Linked DNA regions of Mus musculus: region 2 is linked to region 1. Evidence: chromatin contacts called from ENCODE Hi-C data. All regions are on one chromosome and are shown on one strand. The core of a region is the stretch at or near the end of the contact, and the rest is flanking DNA. Distances in the headings are between cores, read along the strand shown. Region 1 holds the start of Batf (basic leucine zipper transcription factor, ATF-like). Region 2 holds the start of Erg28 (ergosterol biosynthesis 28).

Evidence for each region. A loop is a pair of places that touch in the nucleus more often than their neighbours do.
Region 2: a loop to region 1 is called in a map of CH12.LX, with 3 times the contacts of the local background. The contact joins the promoter of Erg28 here to the promoter of Batf in region 1. A Hi-C loop is called at or near these places in 7 of 37 maps with a recorded cell type or tissue (CH12.LX, T-helper 1 cell, T-helper 17 cell and 3 more).

Annotation. Positions count from the first base shown.
Region 1 is chr12:85,682,424-85,690,277 of GRCm38, forward strand. It overlaps Batf (basic leucine zipper transcription factor, ATF-like), which reads left to right and starts at 4,297. Exons shown (of 3, transcript NM_016767.2): 1 at 4,297-4,550; 2 at 6,845-6,949. The coding sequence starts at 4,488.
Region 2 is chr12:85,822,190-85,830,043 of GRCm38, forward strand. It overlaps Erg28 (ergosterol biosynthesis 28), which reads right to left and starts at 2,704. Exons shown (of 5, transcript NM_021446.3): 1 at 2,282-2,704; 2 at 1-59. The coding sequence starts at 31. It overlaps Ttll5 (tubulin tyrosine ligase-like family, member 5), which reads left to right and starts at 2,731. Exons shown (of 34, transcript NM_001081423.3): 1 at 2,731-2,897; 2 at 4,264-4,435. The coding sequence starts at 4,362.

The DNA of each region.
Region 1 (7,854 bases), core at 3,047-5,546:
GTCTTCATAGTGAGAGTCTGTCTCAAAACAATAACAGAGTTTGGAGAGATGGCTCAGAAGTTTGGTTCCCAACATTGATGTGGTGGCTCACAGTCATCTGTAACGCCAGTCCCAGAGAATCTGGCGCCCTCTTCTGGCCTTGTGGGTATTGCACACACATGGAACACAGACACACATGCAAACAGAAACACTCCTACACATGAAAATTAATTAATTAATTAATTAATTAATTTTTAAAAAGATTGAAAGCAATAACAAAAGAGGTGAAGTCTCTTTAGTCTCCCCTTAAGAGTGAGGTGTTAGTGCTTTGCCTGAGAGTAGCAAAGCAGAAGAGAAAGGGGACTGAGACATAAATGGCTCCCTCTATTAACAGCCATGTGGGGACTCCCACTTAGAAGTGAATCTCCTAGTTCATCAGGACTTCAGATGACAACAGTGTCAGTCAACAGCTTGACAGCAACCTCATGAGCCCACCCAGAGGCTGAGCCAAGAAGCTAAGCTGTTCTTAGACTCCTGACCTTCAAAGTCTGTGTGGGAAAATCAGAACTTATTACTTAAAGTGGCTGACTTGGGGGCAGCTTTCTGTGCAACAGTAACTAACACAGGAGACCCTGCCTCATCCTCCTGCTGTGGGCTGTTCAGTCTTATGCTGCAGTGAAACCCACAGCATTGCTGTGATGATGATGGTGACGATGGTGACCATGGTGACCATGATGATGGTGGTGGTGGTGATGGTGATGATACGTGGTGGGTCCTGTACCAGACCTACTAGTTGGTGGTCAAAGGACAACTCTCTTTCCATCTTTACAGTCAGTTCCAGGAATCAAACCTAGGTCATCAGGCTTGGATAGCAAGTTCCTTATTCTCTGAGTCATCTTGCCAGCCTTGAAGTTGTTGTTGTTATTATTATTATTATTATTAATTTTATAAAACTTTCTTCTGATGGTTTTATTATTTGACAGTAGTATAGATTGAACCGTGAACCTCAGTACATGCAAGGCAAGCTCTTTTCCACTGAGTTACACCCTCAGCCCTGATATTTATTATTTTTAAACATAATTATTTTAAAGTAATTTGTTAATATTCCATTGAATGAGACCCCTCCTTCCATACAGAAGACATCATTTGTATTTCTCTTCTCACTGGTTCCTAGTACTTAAACACTGTACTGACTCGACATCATTGAGTCAAAGCCACCACTGACTGCTGAGTGATAGACTTTTCAGAGCTAAGAACTTTGTGCACATTATAACTCATAACTACTTTGGTTGTTGGACTATGCTTTTCTTTCTATGAAAGCAGTGTCTCTGTCTTGCTTATACTTATGATTCTTGATTCTTGTTACAACACATAATAGGTGGGAAATCTGTCGGGTGAAACTAAATGCAATATAAATAAGATCATTATAATCCTTAAGGGGTTTTTAATATACTTAGGTTTAGAGAAGATGCAAGTCGTAACTTCTAGTTGTATGGGAGCTTAGTCGGACCTTATTCAAACAGCCCTTTATTGGGTGCCTACTAGGTACCGGACATGGAACTGTAAACATGAGACAGTCTTCAGCTTGAACAGGGGCCACATCTCACCACCTTCATCGCCACCTCTGTGATTCATGCTACCAGTATCTTTTCTTTTGTTTAGGACAATGAGATTACAATGTTAAACCCAACATTGTAATCCTAACTGGTCTTCCCTCATTCACTTTTCTCCCCACAGGAAAATCTCAACTGTGTCTAAAGGGATCCCAGGATACTCCAGTCAGAGCATGTAGTTCCCCTGCTCTCACACTACCAACGTCTGCCCACCTGGGGGAGGCAGCAGGCTTGACCTTACAAGTCTTCAACTGGGTCTGAGTCAAGAGGTGGACTGTATCTTCAGCCCACTGAACATTGAGCGACTTTGTGACTTTCTTTGGTCAATAGGATGTGGTAGATGGGACTCTGAGCTAGACCTGATCATGGATGTTGGCAGGTTCTGAGTTCTGCCTTTAGAATCCGGCACCTGCCAAGGGAACAACAGGCAGGATGGCTGGGAGGGTGGGGTGGGGTGGGCCAGGGAGAACAGACCAGTCAGTTACCAACCAACTCAGCAGCTGAGAGGTCTGGATGAGATCAGAGCTACTGTGGCCTTCTGGAATCTTCTGAATGACCTACAAACTCAGCCAAAAGCATGCCTGTTTAAAGCTCTCGTGAAGTCCTTGGTATGTTACACAGTGGAAACTTACTGATAAACTGTCTCGTTCAGGGGAAAAAGTCAAGTGTTTTGCCTGGCACATGGTGGGTGCTCAGGGGACGCTTGATTAAATAAGAAATTCCCAAATGCAGTTTGCCTTCCAGTGAAGAAAATAAGTTCTAAAACAATCAGCGGCTACGATAAGTGCTCTGAAACAAACAGGCAGTCGCAGTGGCTAGATCTGAGGATCTAGGGAACGGGGCACGGGCCTGTGGTTGGTTCTCTGGTTACTTTAGAATGAGGCAAAACTCCTCCCAATTGACTCCAAGAGCCTTGAGAGACGTCCCGGCTGATCCACGTACCGAACTTATCCCCTACCAGTCCCCTGCCACTCTCAGGACCTCTGATCCGGAGACACTGGGCTCTCTGGTGTTCCACCTCAGGTGTGTGCCTGGACCTTTCTTCACTTAGCCTCTCTGCTCCCCCTCAGGTTCCTGCTCACGTGTGACCCCTTCACCAAGCCCTTCCTGGCCAGCTTACAAAAGTGGCCACTCTTCGAATTCTCCTACCCTGCTCTATTTTTATCTGTGACACTTGACACTCCCTGATGTATTATGTCAGCTCAGTTGTTTTACCTGTCTGCTCTCACCACTAAATACAAATTCTACAAGGATTGACTTTTATTATTATTATTATTATTATTGTTATTGTTATTATTGTTATTATTATTATTTTGATAGGTTTGTCCTTAGAACAATATTGTCGTCAGGCAGAATTGTAATCAGTGGATACAAAAATGCTTTAGGAGCCATAACATATTGTCAGCCCTCAGATTAATCGAGGTGAGCATTTGAGCCACACTGGGAATAGAGTAAGAGCTTTTATTTTAATATGTGTGCGTGTCTTGCCTGCACATATGTATGTGCCCCGTGTCCATTTCCTGGTACCCGAGGAGTCAGGAAGAGGACCCCTGGAACTGGAGTAACAGATGATTGGGCCACTGTCTGGATGTTAGGACTAGATCCCAAGTCCTCTGGACGAGCAGCCAGTGTTCCTAACTGCTGAGCATCTTTCCAGTCCCCAAACTTTAAAAAAAAATAGCCAAAACACTGGGATGAGAATGGGACTGTTCACTAAAGCGACAAGCGTGTTCGTGTCATGGGACACATGCCAAACACCGCCACTCCACAGCATGCTTTACAGAGTGGGGGACATTCCTATTCAAATTGTCATCCCTCATTGCAGTAGCCCTGAAAGGTAGTAGGTGGGGCAGGTTTTAGGTGTGTGTGTGTGGTGGGAGGCTGGGGGGGGGGGGAGTAGGGATAGGGAGTCACTGGATTCTCATCATATCGATCTGACTCCAAGTCCAGAGCCTCTGTCCCTCATTTTGACGTTCTCTCCTTGTTGGGTTATGACGTCACTGACTTCTGAAGACTCAAGGTCAACCTTGAACTCCTGAAGGAGCCCCTCCACAGAAGGTAGGTATCCTTTCTCTAGGGAGAATGAAAGTGTCTTGCTAAGAGGACAGGGGATAGATAATAAACTTCTTTAGCATCGATTCCAGAGACTCCCCGAGACTCTCAGCTAGCCCCAACGTCTTGCTTGGTCATCTGTAAAAGGCAGTGCCCTCCTTTCTTTTTGTCCCCAGCCCACCGAACTGTCCTATAGGTGAAGGAGGAAGGCCGGTCATAAAACAGGATGGGCAGTTGCTTTCGGGTGAAACCCAGAAAGGGTCCTCAGGCTTGTCGCTGACTGTATTTAGATTTAAAAATCAAGGCCTGTGACCTGGAGGCTCTTTCCTGCTGCTCTCTGCCATGTTGACAGCAGAGAACTTGCTAATTCTGGCCGGGGATTTTCCCTGTGTGGCTGTTTTTCTTCTTTATCTTCATCAATTGAAGAGCGCTCGCTCTGCCTTTCAAACTGCCTGCCGGAAGATACTGGGGGTTTGTGTATTTTTTTTTCTTTCACCTAATTCTGTGGTCTTTTCCCAGATGTGTATTTTCTCTCTACCTTCTTTCTAACTTGTTGACGTTTCCGCCCATGTGACTTCCAGCTTGAATTACCAGAAACCACAAGAGAGGGCCTGTGCGCAAGCCCCAAAGCAGCGAGATGTCCCTGTGGGGAGCAGTCCCTCTGCACCCGAGAGAGAGGAGGACGCAGGGGTCTGTCAGAGGTTGCTGTTGGGCAAGCAGGGGAGGTACCTGTGGAAGGTGGTGTGCTGGTGGCCCCCTAGCAGTCAAGAAGGGGAGCCAGCTAGTGAGAAGATCGCCCAGAGGCATCTGGGACGGTGTGGGAGAGCCCGGAAGATTAGAACCATGCCTCACAGCTCCGACAGCAGTGACTCCAGCTTCAGCCGCTCTCCTCCCCCTGGCAAACAGGTACCCCCTTCGTCCCCCTCCCCCACGCCCCGCATGCCTTGCCTTCTGATTTTCCTGGGGTGGTAGAAGAGGGGTAGGCTCCCTTGTCCTGCCCAGGGAGCTCTGTCTGGGGAAGGAAGTAGCTCGTGGCAGGAACTCTCTAGCAGACTCTGGACCGTGTGGTGTTTGCTATACAGAGGTCCAAGGGCTGAAGCTTCGCATCCCGCCACAAAAGCCTCTCTTTCCAAGAGGTACCCCTCGTCTCTGCCACTTAGGTTCCCACCGTGAAACTTTCTAGGAAGCTGGGGGCAGGGTGAATATCACAGAGCTTAGAAGTATGGTCAACCATAAGCAGAGGAATGTTCCAGTAGATCGCTGCTTCGGGCTCCACCCAAATCCTAGAGTTGTAGCTTTCCAGGAAAAAACCAAGCAAGTGGCAAGACAGAACCGAGGTCAGGGAAGAGAAATATAGCAAATCAAAGCAAGGTAGACAGGAGGAGAAGAGTGGCAAGATCTGCCTGCGGATTGCCTCGGTAACTCCAGCAGTCCGTGGGAAGGGAGGCTAAAGCTACAACCTGTATCTTTCCCCCCCACCCCCCATGTGGCTTCCAGATAGAAGAAAGAAGGCCATGGTCCAGGAGGCGTGTCAGAGACTTTCACTAGTAGCTAATATCATCCCTGAAAAACCAGGGATGGAGGGAAAGATTCTGAGACTCTTAGACTCTTGACTGATACCAAGCCGAAATGTCTCAGACTGAAAGATGCCTCCGATGGGATGCCTTTCTCACCTTGTGGTTTCTGGGTCTCTCTACCACGTTCCTGATGCCCCTTGTTCTAGACATTTCTCCTCCTCATCCAACATAGACCCACGGATTAAACTTTTTTACATCTCATCTTAAAAACTATATTCTTTCCTTAGCACACATATTGGGAGGGGCTCAGAGGTAGAGTGTTTGGCTCACACACATCCAGGGGGCTGCAAAACGCTACAAACAAAATAAACGTAAACTACCTGACCACCGGCTCCCACATCTGTCACAAGCCCTCACCAAAAGCCATACTGGTGAAGACCTCAAGAGGGAGATAGTCCCTCGCTCACGATGGTATCAGAGCAACTCAGACTGCCTGGAAGATGGTACCCCAGTCTCTTCTTAAGAAGGAAATTACTCACAGCTTCCATGGCAACCTAGTCCCTTAGCACATTAAAGGAAGAATATATCCTTGCCCTCTCTAACCCAATGTCCGTTTGCTAGAATGACCTGGAAAGTTTGAGTAAAGAGGGAAGGGAATCAGAACCTGACCCAAGGGTCTTTGCCCCTCAGGCCAGTGGAGGTAGGTGACAGGGTGGGGGTTGCAGAAGGGCTTCTCTTCCCTGATCTTCTATAGGAGATACTTAGAAAGCACTCAAAGAGCACTGTGTCCTCCAAAGCACCCGTCAGTGGCTCACTAAAGCAGGCGACCTGCACTTCATAAAATGATTTGGTGGTGGTGGTGGTGGGGTTACCTCATCTGTAGCAGGCATCATGTTCAGGACTAGGAAGGTCTCAAGATGTCTGCACAATGATGGACCGAATAAAACAGATCTGGGCGGCGCCCTCTGCCTAGGGGTGCAGCACAATGAAATTAATAGTCAAGGGGGAATTCTCAGAAAGGATTGAGCATCAGTGCCAGAAAGATGTCATACCCCTGGATGTCCATGAGCTCAGGGATCAGGGTGGAGAGCCTCAGCTTCGTACTGTGTAAAATAGAAAAGACGGTGCCTGCTCAGAAAGCTGGGGAGTTGAAGCATAGCGTCTCCGAACGCGCTTGTACAGAAGTTGGCACATGGTAAATGCTCAGCGGAGTTTTCAAAGACAACAGCAAAAGGAGCATCAAGAAGGTTTAGCATGTGCGCACACATGCACATATATACATGCACACACACTCACACGCACACATACCTCACATGCATACATATGTATACACACATGTACACACACACACACACACACAGAGTGAAGCTAGAACAGCTCTGGAGAGAGCAGAAGTGATGGCATCTTAACTGGAATTTCCCAAAGTAGCCCTCCTGAGGCTTCAATTTCTCTTCACTTTTGAGTAGCTTTTGATCATAAGAAGACCATAGGAGACCCAAGGGTGGGTAGCAGGGAATGCTGAAGAAAATGTCTTTGGGTACAGGCCTTTTGTAAATAAGGGGAATGGACAATACAGAAAGAACTGAGGACCGGGAAGGAAGGAAGGAAAGGAGGGAGGAAACCAATGTCCTATTTTGACTAAGAGGAACGATCAGACCTACCGTTGATATCTCTGCTTCCTAGGACTCATCTGATGATGTGAGGAAAGTTCAGAGGAGAGAGAAGAATCGCATCGCTGCCCAGAAGAGCCGACAGAGACAGACACAGAAAGCCGACACCCTTCACCTGGTGAGTACCCACACTTCCTACCATGCTCCTGCCCTTAGGCTCTGCGCCCCACACCAGTGAGGCTGTGGGGCCCAGCTCTGATGATTCTGCTGTGGTAGAGCTAAGTACTGGGGGAGAGTAGTAGAGGGCAAGAGCTGCAGGGGTCAGGTTGTGGAAAGGGCTTCGCTCTCCCATGCATGTATGAAAACATTTAGTAGCAGAGAACAGCACTGGACACTGAACCTTTCTGGCCCAGGAGAGTGCAAGGGTAGATGTGTGGGATGTTGACAGCCTCAAGGCTTCATGGGAGGCAGAGCCACCTGTGTGGAAAGGGACAGCAGAGAGGGTGTCGTCCTTCCTGAGCCACTGTGAGCAGAACACTGATGCTGAGAGGAAGTTAGGTGTTAAGTGCTTCAGGGAAGCCATTCTTTCAGAGCTGCACATCTCATCCCTCTGGAAGGCAATGGTCTGCCACCCAAGCACACTTGCCTTTGGGAGAAGGAGGTCGATGATGCTGCCCTTATTTTTTTTCCCTGAGCATGGAGAAAGTTCTGTGTTGAGATTTACATTGTTAATGGTCTCTCTAGGGTCTGCTAAAGACAAAATTTTAAAGCACTTACTTGGGACAATCACCATCCTGGTCTAGCAGGGAGGGGATGAACTGCAGCCTCACTTGGGAGACCCAGGGCCTGGACCAGCGACCCCGAGTCCTGACTGGGCGCAGTGTTCCCACCCTTCATACCTTTCCTCTTTACAGTCTGCTCCTTTCACTGTGTTCTTGCTCAACTGTTCCATCTTCATCGCATCCTTCTTCCTGCTCTTCCTCCTTCCTCCTGAAACATTTCCAAACTGCTAATATTCTAGAAATTTCCTAAAAGTGCAAGAGGTGCCAAACCCAGATAAGCTGATAATGATCTGATGTTTAG
Region 2 (7,854 bases), core at 1,454-3,953, 140 kb after region 1:
AGCTTCGTAACACATTCAGGAAGCGGCTCATGACTCCCCTCCAAGAGAGGGCGCTCTGCCTTGGGAACAAAGAAGGCTGAAAGTTACTTCTACATCAGTCACAAGCTGTCACCTAACCTGTACGAGGGCTGTCTGGAGTGATGTCGGCAGAGCACTTCACACATACCTCTGCTAGTCCTTCGGCCCCACCCTATTTCTTGCTACACCACTTTTATTTCACAAAATATCTAGGAATATTTACCCTAAACAGAGCTATGCTGATCTTTGTCACGGAGGTTTAAAAAAAAAATGCAGTGGGTGGAAATGTCAAATCTAGCACAAAAGACATAGTGAGAAGGACAGAAGAAATGGGGGTGCGGACATTTCTATAAGTAATCAAATGGATTTCTGGGCAAGCTTGTGTTCCTGCCAATGCTCGGTCACTCTAAAGAGGGTGAACGACCAGTACACCTTGCAGCAAGTGGCACCACATTTACCTTTGCTCAACTAATCCTCCAAAGCACAGCATTGCTGTAAGTCAGAATTCCCTCCACTTGCCTGGAATCAGTATTACGCCTTCATCTCTTCATGCCATCCCTTTGCAATACAAATAGCTCAGGGTGATTCAAAATCTACTCAGATACCTGGACACATCCTATCAAATGTACAGAAGTTGCATCATACACTTGAATGGAAACCATAGTGTAACTGTCTGACTAGTCTTCTTAGTTTCCCTCTGCATGGCTCCCAGACACATCATGTTTCATAAACTAAAACAATCGAAAAGACTTGGAAAAGACCTGTCATAGCTTGATGTTGGGTTTCAAGAAAAGTACATTAGCTATAGTTACGGAACACTTGTGTCCTACACTTATATGTGCCCCAAGTATATAACATCTTATTTCACTCACTCCCTACATCAGGATAGGCAGGCACTATTAGTATTTCCACTTTACAGATGGGGATCAGAACCAAGAGCTAAGTGATTTGCTTAGGTAACATAGCTAATATGTGGCTGAGTGCCAGGGTCTGTGGACTCTGTTGCAATACTCCCTCATAGAATGTTTTGATAAAGTTCTCATCTTTTAAAAAATATTTACTTATTTATTTATTTAGAGACAGGGTCTTACTATGTGGCTAGTCTGGAACTCTACATAGATCAGGCTGGCCTGGAACTCACAGAGATCCATCTGCCTCTTCCTCCTGAGTGCTGGGATTAAAGGTGGGTGCGGCCAGGTGCAGCAAAGTTCCCATTTTTTGAGGAAGCTGGTAGGAGAGAGAGCTAGGTTCGGTACTTTTTGTTTAGCTCAAGCCTCGCTGAGTAGTGATTTCCATCAGCTCTAAAGGGATCCCACAGAGACAATTTGTCATAGCCACCATCATATTGGCCCTTCATTTACCTATTGTCAGGCTAACTGCTTTGGCCTGAAAGCTGTAAGAAACTATCAGGCTTCCCTTATCACTGTGGTAATGTTTCAGTATGATTCCCTACTACCCAGTGTATATAGACATCAAGTGAAGTGATGACGAAAAACCAACTATAAAGGGCTCCAGGAGAGAAAGGGTGGACCCAGAGGAAAGAGGTCTCAAACGGGGACTGTCCCAGTCTAGAGATGCTGGGGTGTGCTGATCTTCACAGACACTTACAGCATATGCCAATCTACTTCTTTTTACTTTCTCCTCTCAACACCAGCTTGGGTTATTTAAAAATCCCCCCAGCCCGCCCCCGCACACACTCCCTTTCAGTAGAACGTAGAACTTACACCCTCCATTTATTTCACAGATCTTAGAAATCCCAGAGCTGATGAAAACACACCAGAGCATTTCTGTATGACTCTACCAATTCTTTAAACCCATTCCCTTGGAGTTATGAGGTGGAGAGAGAGGTGGGGTACACCCTTGCCCAGGTCAGCATGGATGCGATACTAATTAACAATCAATAGAGGCAGACTCCTATCCTAGCTACACCACTCATATCTGAGGGGTTCAGACAAGCCAGTGAGACTCTAGAGACTCGGTTTTCTCATCCGTAAAATGGGGATATAAGCCTCTATCTCGAGGGTTACCCGATAATACATGAGGAAAAGTGAAAGCTCGTTGCAGAGCTAGGTTCATAACGACTGCCCGTTCACTCACCCATCCCCAGAATTGACCAAATCTCCATTTTCCTAGCACCTCCTCTTGGACATCGTTTCTAGACTCCTCCACCACCACCTCCGGTTGCTTTCCAGGCAACCCCCACTTTCCTAAATTTTGCAGATAGTTTTACTCGGGTGCTACATCCCACTCCAAATTCTCCTACCTGACGATCCAGTACTACTGCAGCAGTATCAGCAGCATCCGCAAACCAGCTCTCCCTAGGCCAGCTCCGGTCCCAAGTCCACCTGGGCCACTTGTTCCCGCCCCCTCCCTCAGCCCAGCTCCAGGATTGGGTTGTTTTTGTCAGTCCTCGTTCTGATTGGCTACGCTGGCTCAGTTCGAGCAGGCGATAGGGAGTGAACTCCTTTGCTGCCAATCAGCAGTTGCCGCCGCCTGAGCCTCTTCCTGCTACGCCGCTCACGCGGTAAACCCTTCTGTCGAGCGTGGCGGAACTCTGAGTTTGGAGTCAGTCTTTTAGGGGTGGGGAAAACGCAGAGAGAAAAAGGAGCCAAGAAACCTTCTGGTGACAGCCTGGGTTGGCTCTGGTGTCTGAGCGCGCCGTGGTGACGCCATCCGTCAGCGCCCGCAGCCGAGCGTTGTTCGCGCCGCTGGCGGGCGCCTGCGCAGTGGCTCTTAGCGGGCGGTTGCTTGTTGGTTGTTGTAGTAACGGGGGAAGCAGCCTTCGGCGGCTGCGTTGATTCGGGCTGGGGAAGGAGGAGGGAGGTGAAGCAGAGCGTGGTCCCCGCCTGCCGGCCCCGAGCCGTGAGAAGATGAGACAGGTAAACGCCTGCGCCGGCGCGCTCCGGGGAGGTGCGCTCCAGGGTTAGGCGGGCGCCGCTGCGCTTCCCTCCGAGCTCCGGAGCAGCTGTTGGCTTCCGGGCGTGCTGGGCAGAAGCGCTGCGGCAGAGTCGCCGCGTCCTTGCCTGCGGAGCTGCCTGGGGTTGGGGTGTGCTGGGCTGGAGCTGGCGGCTGGTCCCTGTAGGGGCAAGGACTTCCTGAGCATTTATCTCGTTCTACTCTTCAGGGAGCCGAGGAAAGGTGGGCATCCCTGAAGGTTTTAACTTAAAAGACTCTCAAGCATTTTTGGGTAAGGTCGAGAAGTTCCTTTAGGAATCACCCGAAAAGAATCATTGAGGTTGTTTGGTATTACTCATTTCTGCTGAAGATGTGTAGGGTCGGGGTTAGTCACTGTTGCTGCTTGCTGCAGTTGCTTTGTTTTTGAGAGTCTTATTGTATAAGTCAATGCACAGACCAGCAAAAGCTTGGAGAATTGCCACGAATTGATTATCTTTGAGTAGTGACATTAAGGTTAAGCGTTTTCCCTAAACGTTTCTATTTTCTCTATAACGAACATGAAACTTTTTCTCTATGGAAAGTGTTTGAAGTTAGAAGCCTGGGAATTGGAGATTTCCTAATTTTATGTGTCTACTTGATATCCGGATTAAAATGTGTGATTAAAAAAAAAAGTACCAATAATTAGAGTATTTGACTTCCCCTTTCCCCGGCCATTTATGTGATCCCTGCTGAGGAGAAATATTTTCACCACCCTTTTATTAATAGTTCGGGTGATTTGGTTTTCCTAGAAACATAACAGCTTATTCTGTTTGCTTGTGGTAGAGTCTGTATAAATATTGGCAAGGGTTTTGAACCTTGGATTTTTATTTTGATCCTGGTCAGATTTGTTTAGCAAAGAATTTTCTAAACATAGGCTTATCAACTGTCCACATCAGTGCCCTAAAGCCTCTCCTTTGGTGCTTGCTCTTTTATTATATAAAACGACTCAAATTCAGTAACAGCTTTTTAGATACAGCAGAGACAGTATCTGTTTGAAAAAAATTTTGTGTCATACCCTTTTAATCCCAGCAGAGGCAGGCAGATCTCTGAGCTCTAGGCCAGCCTGGTCTACAAGTGAGTTCCAGGACAACCAGGGCTACACAAAGAAACCTTGTCTTGAAAAACAAAAACAAACAAACACAGAAAAAAAATTCTTGATTTTTGTGATATGTGAGGTGCACTGTGGCAGAAGGTAAGCTTCTAGAGACTGGAAAATACTCAGGAATATATTTCTTTTCATCTTAAAGATCATGCAAAAAATCCTGAAGTATGCAACTGCATTGTCTTTGAAGTCCTTTGACTTTCTTACAGGAGTCTGTGCCATCCAAATTGTTTGATCCAGTGAGACTGCAAGGAAGAAAGGTCTCTGAGGCCTCTGTGTGCTGACTGTATGACAGACCCCAAAGGAGATGCCAGTTGTGATGGCCCGGGACCTGGAGGAGACAGCATCGTCCTCAGAGGACGAGGACCTGGCCAACCAAGAGTGAGTGACAGTCAGCCCGCCCTTAAGGGGGGGGTTCCTTTATTCACCTCCAGGTTTCCTTCTTTGTGTTGCCTGGCCCTAGCTTCCATCTGTGTTTGGAGTCAAGATCATATTATTCACTTCCCATCCTTTTTCAGAAATTCGAAGGGTGGGCTTATGTTTCTAGGCCTCTAAGTCAATATCACCTTTAGATGTTCTAAAGTTCAGATAGGAACTCAGGTGAACTTGGTTCCCCACCCCCTTCTGCTTTGTTTTTGAGGTGGGGGTCTCTCATTTCTGTTGCCATACCTCCCACCACATCTGGCGCGCTCTCTCTCTCTCTCCCTCCCTCTCTCTCTCTCTCTGTGTGCACATTTTAAAACAGACTCGCCTGCTTGAGTTTATGTGCAGCATGGGCATGCAGGTTCCTGAGGAGGCCAGGGTACATGGAATTCCTTGGAGCTTCAGTTACAGAGTTTGTGGCAGCTTGATGGAGTGCTGGGAAATGAACCTGGCTCCTCTGCAGGAGCAGGAAGCTCTCATAACTGTTGAGCCATCCTTCTAGTCCCTGCAGTTGGCTTTGTTGTGGGTTTTGGGGGATTGAACATGGGGCATCAGGCTTCCAAGCAAGTACATTTACCTGATGCACCATCTCCTGGCTCTAATAGGTGAACTGAGTGCAGTACGGATGTGGAAGTCAGAGGACAACTTTCTGGAATCTGTTCTCTCCTTCCATCATGTGGGTCCTGGGAATTGAACTTGGGTCAGGTTTGGCGACAAGCACCTTATCCGCTGAGTCATCTTGTCAGCCTTGTGTCTTGACCATAGCTTCTAGTAATTGAAAAATTGGAGATTTTGAAAATTTTAGAGATTGGTGAAACGTTAAGTTCTTAGGCTCTGACCTTGACTCTATAAGTTTTCTCTGAAGCATTTACAGCTGTAGAACGGTGATGATATGAAGGGCAGGCCACACACAGCAGAACCTCTGTGAAGATGCTCCGATGAGAATACTAGAGCTCTGTAGCCTGTGCCGTGTTCATTGAACCACAAGGGCTCTCTGTAAGTTCTTTCAGGTTAAGGGTCAAGGTCATTCATTGACTGTTGGGTCCTCATAATGAAAATGATTAACAGGGCCAACTGTAGCTTCTAGAGATGGTAGAGTAGATCATTTAATATGCACACTGAGAGATTTTAATTTAAAAATATTATTTCCACCTTATTAGACTCACAAATATCAAAGAATCTCCACTTTACAGAGAAGAGATGGATTGTGATTCTAATTTAGCTCTCAGTTTTGAGGACTTTTACCTCTCATAATTTTACTCGATATGGAAGAGAAAAGCTGATAGGCTTATCTAATTTATTTATATATAACTCTAAGCTCTCATATATGTATACTGCACTTTCATCCTCTCCTTCCACTCCCTCTCCTCAAATTCATAGCTTCTTTTTAAAAAAATTATCTTTACATAAATGTACACACACTCACACACACACAAATACACAAATAAATATAATCTTGAGGCCAGGGTGACCTGAAGCTCACTAGGTAACCCAGGCTGGCCTCAGATGCGTAGCAGTCCTCCTGCCTCAGCTTCCTAGTGCTTGAGATTTTAGGCGTGAATAAGTCACTTTTCTTAGCTTAAGCCGTTTCTCAGTCCCTTAGAATACACACTCTAGAACCCGAGTAGCTCCCAGCCTATTTTGAAAGGGTGTGATTAGGTTCAAACTATAATACACATGAAAGTACTTGATAAAGTTATGAAGCATGGTATAAATGTAAGGCATTGTTCTTAGTAGCTAATGCGGTCATGGTAGACTGTATAAGGTAGAAGATTATATTAACAATATTTGAGAAATAGTTACAGCATTAAGTTTCCAGGAAAGGCTTATCATTGTTAGTTCACAGCACATAATGACTTGACAGTGTATTGGGGTCACTGTTTTCAGATAATTAGATGGGTAATTCCCTCTGGTTCCTCTGCTTCATGCGACATCTTACTTCAGTCTACTTCCTTTTACTCATTTTAGAAAGTATTTAATGCCAACCAGGGTTGTTCTTTTACTCTTGTTTTTCCTTTTTTCTTAATTTTTTAAAATCTCTGCGTAGTGGCTTAGATGATGAACACAGATAATACAATATAACTGACTGTTGCTTATATTTATAATTGAGAAATGCTAATTATCTAGTAGATTTCCCAACCCTCATCTAAATTCATGGAGTTTTTGCATACTTCTGTGGATTTTTCGCGATTACTCTTGTCTTGTCAGCTCATGGACAGGTCTGTCATACACTGGCTTTCTACTCTGGGAAGCTGACTCAGGGTTTCTGACACTGAGGTGAAACATCAAGACCCAAAGCAACACCAGGAAAAAAGACTTCATTTTAGCTTCCATGTCCAGGTCCCAGTCCAGTCAGGGCAGGGACCCGGCAGGAACCTGGAGGCAGGGCTGAAGCAGACGCCATGGAGGACACTGCTCACTGCGTGCTAACTCATGGTTGGCTCAGCCTGCTTTCCTCTACAGCCCAGGGCCTGCAGTGGCAATGCCTGCAGTGGCTGGGCCCTCCCATAGCCATCACTAATTCACTAATGTCTGCAGGCCAGTCTGATATGCAGTCACTGTCTTAGGAGTACTTCTGTCTTTCTAGCTACGTCTAGGTTTGTGTCAAGTTGACAAAAACAAAAACAAAAACAAAAACCAACAACCAGGACAGAAGCTTAAAGTCAGTTTTGTTTTTTTTTTTTCCGTCCAGGGGAGTAGGCTTACATTTTAGAAGTTACAGGAATTAGAAGGGCTTTTCCCAGCTGAGTTGTTTTGTGGCCACCACCTTGGTTAGAGCTGATCAGATCCTCAGGCCTTGTTAAAGCGTTAATCCTTATAGTCCTGGAGCACCTCACAGCCTGCCATTGTTGGCTTCAATTCCAAACTTGAGATTTCTCCTTCCTGCTGCATTCTGTTGACATTGACAATTGAAGCTGACCGTGCCATTTTCCTGGTTTTACCCAACATTATTTCGGATACCAAGTATACCGAAACTATTCTGTATCTTGGTTGGTTACCCCAGATACAAATTTATATGTAGTTGTGGAAACTTCCATCTAAGAACTTGACATAAGGCCTTTTTAGTCTCTGAAAAAAAAATTAGCAGTCTTAATTTCTGTTCCACAAGGTAGCATTATGTCAGTTACTGCAGGAGCTCGTAGAAAGTCAGGGAGAAGAATGGTGCTAGTGTGAAGAAGGCACAGTATAGCAGGAGGCTTGGAACTGCTTCATTCTCTGTCTGAGTTGCTGACTCTTAGGATTTCATTAAGTCAGCCACACAGTTGGTCTGTTTCAGTCTGAATCGTTCACATACTTTGTTTTGGAGCTGGAGAGATGACTCTGCAATTAAGGGCTCTGGCTGCTCTTTCAGAGGACTTGGGTTCAGTTCTCAGAAT